2 separate regions of the Homo sapiens genome follow, and region 1 is linked to region 2. A link is a contact called in ENCODE Hi-C data. All regions are on one chromosome and are shown on one strand. The core of a region is the stretch at or near the end of the contact, and the rest is flanking DNA. Distances in the headings are between cores, read along the strand shown. Region 1 overlaps BNC2 (basonuclin zinc finger protein 2). Region 2 has its middle 53 kb from the start of LINC03041.

Region 1 (3,349 bases), core at 218-2,717, 500 kb before region 2:
AATGTTACATCGTTGCTGATGTTTCAGTATAGAATATTTTCTTGTCATTACTGCCTACACAGTATAGTATATCAAATATTTACGTAGCATTTACATTGTATTAGTAATCTAGGGATGATTTCAAGTATAAGAGGATGTGTGTAGGTTATATGCAAATGCTACACCAATTTTTAAGGGATTTGAGCGTTCGAAGATTTTGCTATCCTCAGAGGGACCTGCAACCATTCCGTACCACCCTGATACTGAGGGACAGCTATACTAGGTGAATACTGCCTTGCCTTAGCCAAGCTGATAACTGTGTATGTTATAGAGATAATTGCCCTCCAATGCAGTTTTGTTTTTTGTTTATACCATGTTGGAAAACCGTTAGATATTTTATTGAAATATAATTGTGTGGAGTTTTTGAAAGAAAATATGGAATATGTTGTTTCAAAAGCTTTTCACATAGATTGTAAATTTCTTTACAGACCTTCTAGGCTTTTCACAGATATAAGCATTTATAGCAGAAATGTAGTGAATATTTTTATACATAGTCTCTAAAACTTAAGTAAGGCCCATTCTACAAATGATTGGAGTAGAAATAGGCATTAAAATGTGGTGGATTCATGCACAAGTAGGTGGTTTGTGTCCTATAGTGTGAATATAGTGTTTTCTATTTTCTTTAGGGGGGCATTTCTGTTCCCCTGGGGAAATAAACTTCCTATTTATTTTTCTTAAGTATTTTTAAGCTTGGTTACTTATTTTTTTAAGTAATCCCTGCCACTGTTTATATGTAGAACCCAAGTAGCATTTGTAGTTGAATTTTGTACATTAAAAATATTTTGATCAGCAAATATTTAACAAGTGCCTACTGTGCGTTAAGATGTTTGTAGAATTGCCGTTTTGTTTGTGAATGTTAGCACTGGGCATAGATCTAAATCCTCCTCTTTGCAAACACCCCTGAGAATAGGAACTAAGGTGAGAATGTGTTTTGGCCTATATCGTGTTTTCTAGTCATTTCTATGTATTTTATTAGAAAAATATTTTTAAAAAATGTTTTGGGTTAGGGAACCAACCCACTTGTCCAACTTGTGAAAGTCTGCGGAACACCACCACCATCAAAAAAGACAACATATTCGGATCAGGAATGTAATCACCCAGTCACCTAATAAAAAGAGTGCTTGAGTATGCATATGGAACAAAAAAGCAAAACCATTCATTTGGTAAAGGGTGAGTAGGGGCCAGGAGACAGCCCTACCCTGAAGATAGAATGCTTTAAAAACATGTTGCCATTAATATTTAAGACAGAAAGCGTTTTGAGCCCGCTCCTCTCTTCTACCCTTCCTCAGCATTCATGTTGTAGTTTGCTCCCTAATGCTCACAAGTCCGTGCCAGACGGAAATTCGCAGAGGCCGCTGCAGTCCCGCAGAGGCCACTCAGGGGAGGGACGCGGGCGGAACAGTCGCGCTCAGTCCTCCCAGGCCGCCCCAGGCCCCAGGTCCCCTGGTGCCTCGTGCCGGCTCCTGGCTCGCCTCCCTTCTGCTCTGCCCAGCCCACCCCGCCGCCCCCCTGCTCACACATGCGGCCTCTCCCCCGCGCCCCAGCCTCTGGAGTCGCTTCGGGGCCATCTAGTCATACGCTGTCCATCAGATGTGTTTACTTTTTTCCTGACAGCCGACACATCTGGAGCACATATTCAGGTTATTCCAGTGCCACTAGACACATTCCACAAGATCATTTCAGCGGTTGTTATGGCGATCTTCCTCCCTCCAGTGATTTTCAAGTTGCATGACAGAAATAGCTGGAGCTAACCAGGGGGACAAAAGTCAACGGGATCAGGAAGGGCTTCTTTCACAGAATGAACTAATTAGTGACCCTGCTTTCTTCACAGGGCAATGAGCATATGGTTTAATAAAGTGAGTCTGTGACACTTTTTTTTTCTCTGTAGGCAAAGCTGTCACTGGCTGAAAACTTTCCTGTTTTTACTGGTGGGACCGTAGTCTGCTGTCTTTCAACAGAGTTTACTTCACAAGTAGAAAATGTTTGCTCCTGAGAGTTAAGCTTCAGAACGTATTCTTGGCTTCATACTACCTAACTATAGCAGGTCCTGTAACTTAAAGAGACAGTATTAATTTTATATTCATTTCATGGGAAGGGTTTATGCTTACTCAAGACTAAGCATTTTCAGTTAGGGTTTTGTAAGTATTATGAATTGATACCTGGAAGTTCAGGTAAATATAATGTGTTGTTTGCTGTGGTTTTTCTATAAAATATAATCAGTATTTCTCACTGGATTAGTTACAAATTTATTTGAACCTGTGATTTTTTTTTGGGCACAGTTATAGAATATTTTGGTATTAAAAGATTTGATTAAGCTACTCCATTTTTATCACATTTTAAGTAGCATGCAGATGTCTGGTTATGTCTGTCAATTTTTTTCCTGAGGTACTTTTTACATTTTGTGTAGGATTTTGGATGACTTTATAGTGTGAACATATCATTGCAGACATGGAAATTTAGACCTGAGATCATTTAGTGTTAGTAGTAGAAATACTGCTTTCAGTTTATAATGGATATATAAGGTAATTCTATAAAGCACTGCCATCTTTGATCACTTTATGAAGAATACAGACATGCCTCAATAAATGTTTTTTGGATGAATGGGCATATCATATGGATTCAAACAAAATACATGTTGCCATTAATCATGAGTCTGAGATTTATAAATTATAGGGGCCCATTTTCTTTTTTGTTTTTGTATTCCTGTACTGTAATTCAGTCTTGAAAAATGTAGCCAGCTATACATGTTTCACACTTCTTCCCATATGTACCATGATACTCTTTTACACACGTGTGCACATAGAATCTCTTAATCTCCTTTTCTTGTTCTTTCACCAGTACTCACAAATTCCACTCCTTTGCACGCACCCCATTTTTAGGTTGAGACCCAATGCACTTAAGTCACCATGAACAACAAAGTTTATAGTTTTCCTTTTTGATCGAATTACTCATGTGTTGACTGAGTTCTCCGGATTCTAGGAATATGACAATGAGTGACAAGTAGGAGAATCAGAGCTGGACTCACCCAAGCAATTGTCTTCATCTTTCTCCATCAGTACAATACCTCTTTCCTCCACTCTCAGTCAAATTCCTGTTCAGTGGGTCCCACTGAGGCTGGTCGCAGCTGCTCTGGAGTACCTGCTCTCAGGAAGACTAGAAGAACACTGAAAGGTCACATAATTACATGTGAATTTAATTCACAGAGACCTGCTTGTCGCTTTTCCATGTGTTTCTCCTAGTTACACATTATTAACTGTGGTGCCTTGTAGGGCTTCAATTACTTGGGCAAATATGTATCGTGCAGAGACTG
Region 2 (3,369 bases), core at 160-2,659:
TGGACTAAGGGAATGATCTTCAAATTTGTTGTTTGAGGACCTCCTAAAAGGATTTTGGAAAACTAGTCAGCCTCTTGAGCGTTAGTTGACATTGAAAAAATTTTCATTATAAGTTTAGTTACCAAGAAAACATGACTTCTGGTGTATTGACTATGACATAATATGATATATGTGCTTTAAATATTTAGAATCCTGAAGCTTTAGATTTGGGCCATTCAATTTATAGGAGATATCCACTGTATCACATCATTGGCCAAACCAAACAGCTAAATCAGAACTTTTTATAAAAAAGGGAAGATTCTGATTTCACTTTTCACTATGAATATACATTTTTATATATACTTGAAACATTTGTATTCTGATCCAAAGAAAGACACATAGGCAGGCAGGGGAGGTGCAGAGTTTTGCAACGAGCTTGTCGCTCATGATAAATATTTTTTGCTTGGATTTTTACTGGACTTTTTCTTAGAGTCCTATGTTTGCTGCCCTGAGGATTTTATATCCAGGGGAGATCTAGCGCAGCCAGATTCAAGATGGGTAAAACCTTTCTTTGTTTTGTAGGAAAACTGGAGACCATCAGTTTATGCTCAGACAAATTGATTTTAGAAAAGAATGCCTAGATTGGAGGGGCTGGAAAGTGATGTCCCTAACACTGTGTATGCTGCGTATTCTTGGGAAAGTCTCCATGTGTCCCCAGGGGTGCCCAGTTAGAAGGCTGCTGTGCTAACTGCTGGATCTTTTGTGGTCACCCCTTAGCAGGTTTGGCACAGGTGGTTTGACACCCCGAGTTACCATGTGGGTGCATTAACACCCTCTGTCTCAGAATCAAGGTCTCATCTGAAATGGGAATGACAGGCAAGTCCCATTTGAACATCCTGCTTGACTCATGAGGGGTTTAGTCCATGGTGGGTGCCCAGTGAGGGTCAGAGGGCCAATGTCCAATGTCAGTGGAGGGTCAGCCCCCAGAGTCCCTGCTGCCACTATCCCTGCCTCCTGCCCCACCCTGCGTGGGAAGGGGTGTGATGGGGGAATTCTGGGCTGAGCAGCCATTTCCGTGTGGTCAGGCCTTTGGTGTGGGCGGCAGTGGGAGACACAGCTGGTCGGCAGGGGCTGGGGATGCCTCTGGGGGATGAGGCCTGGGCCAGGGCAGAGTGTGTCAGCCAAGTGGAATCCCCGTGGTCCCATTTTCAAAGCCATTTGCAAGGCTGAGCTATTCCTTTGTCTGTGTCTGAGGACCCCCCACTTGCGGCCGCAGCCTGGGAAAATGTGTGCAGTCAGGGCCACTGTGGCCTCTAGAAGCAGCAGAAGTAGTGCAGGCAGCTGTTCTGCATCCAGCCTCCAAGGAATCCGTCTGTCTGGCCCATCACCAGCCTTATGCTAGAGTTGGCCGCTGCCTGGGTGGTGAGATTAGAGGACACAAGGATGTGCTTGATCCAAATATCTCCCACACCAGTCTGTCACGGTGCCTGACAGCCCCCCATCAGAGAGATGAGAGAGAGACAGAGAGAGAAAGTAACTAAGCCTTGGGGTTGACACATATCACTCCCTTTGTTTGTTCTTCAAATGCTTGTCCCTGGGTAAGCCCCCATGCCTTTCCAAGCCTCAACCTTCTCTCTGTAAAATGGGCCTGGAATACAGGGTTGAATGGATAAAATGAGATCAAGAACATGGAGGAATCTGGCACACAGCACGTGGCCAGTAAAGTCCTGCTTTTCAGAGATGTCCATTAAATCCCCCAGATCTCTTGGGCCTGCAAAAACCTAGAGTACTAAGGCCTGGACTCCCTGACCATAGCCTACTGTGCTGTGGCGTCCCCTCTGCCTAGAGGTGCCAACTCATAGGCTGCCCTGAACCAGTCAGATTTGCTTTCTTGGGGTCTTGGAATGAAGAGAAACGAGGAGGAGGGAGCTGAGGTGTGGGAATAGTTGGAAACTAGGGGAGTCTCAGACCTCTAGTGCTGAGCCCCTCACCCACATATGGCCTAACACAGGAATTGTCACACTGTAGTGGAGGGCTTGGAGCGAGCCTTATTCCTGGGCCCCACCCCAAGAATCAGGAGGCCAGCTCTGTGGACTGGAGCAGGGAGGTGGTCTAGGTCCTTGGAAGCAGATCCCTGTCTTAAACTCAACACCTTGGCTTCTCCTCAGACCGAGACTGCTAGAGGCTTGGGCAGGAGCAGGTTGAACATGATAAGGCTGTCCTCCAAAAATGGCACTATCCAGATAAGAGCATCTCATGATGGGCCCATCCCTGAAGGGGGATGAGGGTTCTGGGGACTCAAGACAGGGAGAGGAATGGGAGGAGGAGAATTGTGGATTAAATGCTGGAGGAGAGAGCAGGAGATATGACCTGCATCTGGGCCTTTGCTGGAGGAATGTCCAGTACTCAGCCTGATCTTGGGGCTCAGTTGAGTTTTCCTCTGCATTGAAGGGTGGTGGTAGCTGACTCATCTCTTTTGGGTGGCGGGGAGATCACTGCTCACTCTGGTCTGTAGTGCTGGCCTAGACTCCACTTTTGACCACACATAGCTCCTAGTGGGGAAACAGTCACCCAAAAGACAAATTGTTGCAGACTCAGCTTCTTTGATTCCCCTGACTTAAGGGCAGTCTGAGGACTAGGGCGCTGGGCCAAGAGTGGCTGAAAATGGGCATTAGCACATCTGAAGGCCCCATTTTTCTTCTTCTTTTCATCCAGGGCTAGATCAAATGCCTCCTCCAGGAAGCCTTCCCTAGTTACTCCCTCATCTACCGCCCCCTTGTGCCTCAGTTTACCAATCAAGCCATTCTGCCTTGTGTCATGATTCTGTCTCCCTGAGGGCACCTGTGCGTCAGTAGGGACTCTGTCCTCCCTGACCTGGGCTAGGATGGAGAAGTCTATCTGGTCCTAGGAGGTCGGATAATGATGTAACAATTAACAGCTCTGCTTTAGGGCCTGAGAGACCTAGATTCAAATCAAATTCTGCCAAAGTGAAACCCTGGGGGAAGTCGTTTAACTTCACCGAGCCTCAGTTTTCCAACTGTACAAATGGAGGAAATAAGCATTCTTACCACATATGGTTTGTTGTGAGGATTGAAAGACATAAAGACGTGAACCCTAGACAGTATCAGCACTTTACACTTGGAACACTTACAACATACTTGGAGCTCAATAAACGCAAATTATTTCATTACTGTTCACTCCACTCCCTCTTCCAAGGTTACATGTCTGCCATCTGTCAAGGGCTGAGCCATTTCAGGGGATAGCAGGGTGAAGAAGAAACCTCCCCATCATAGGACAACTCGAGTGATGTGTTATCATACAGATATGGCCGGAAGACTCAGATAGCTGGAAGAGGGGTTGCTCTTACTAGGCTGAACTGAGGTTCAGTGC

The links. A loop is a pair of places that touch in the nucleus more often than their neighbours do.
Region 1: a loop to region 2 is called in a map of ovary, with 3 times the contacts of the local background. The contact joins two enhancer-like sites. A Hi-C loop is called at or near these places in 1 of 168 maps with a recorded cell type or tissue (ovary).

The regions. Positions count from the first base shown.
Region 1 is chr9:16,827,189-16,830,537 of GRCh38, reverse strand. The region is part of intron 1 of BNC2 (basonuclin zinc finger protein 2); the gene reads left to right. Among named protein-coding and RNA genes, the nearest start is that of BNC2, 42 kb to the left of the region's middle. RefSeq lists an enhancer at 1,491-1,660. Within about 2 kb of position 1,467, at least 14 of the 41 ENCODE cell types and tissues checked have a DNase peak (open chromatin) inside an H3K27ac peak, as active enhancers do; they include ovary, where a contact is called at or near this core.
Region 2 is chr9:16,327,736-16,331,104 of GRCh38, reverse strand. No RefSeq gene overlaps it. Among named protein-coding and RNA genes, the nearest start is that of LINC03041, 53 kb to the right of the region's middle. RefSeq lists an enhancer at 1,097-1,656. Within about 2 kb of position 1,409, at least 7 of the 41 ENCODE cell types and tissues checked have a DNase peak (open chromatin) inside an H3K27ac peak, as active enhancers do; they include ovary, where a contact is called at or near this core.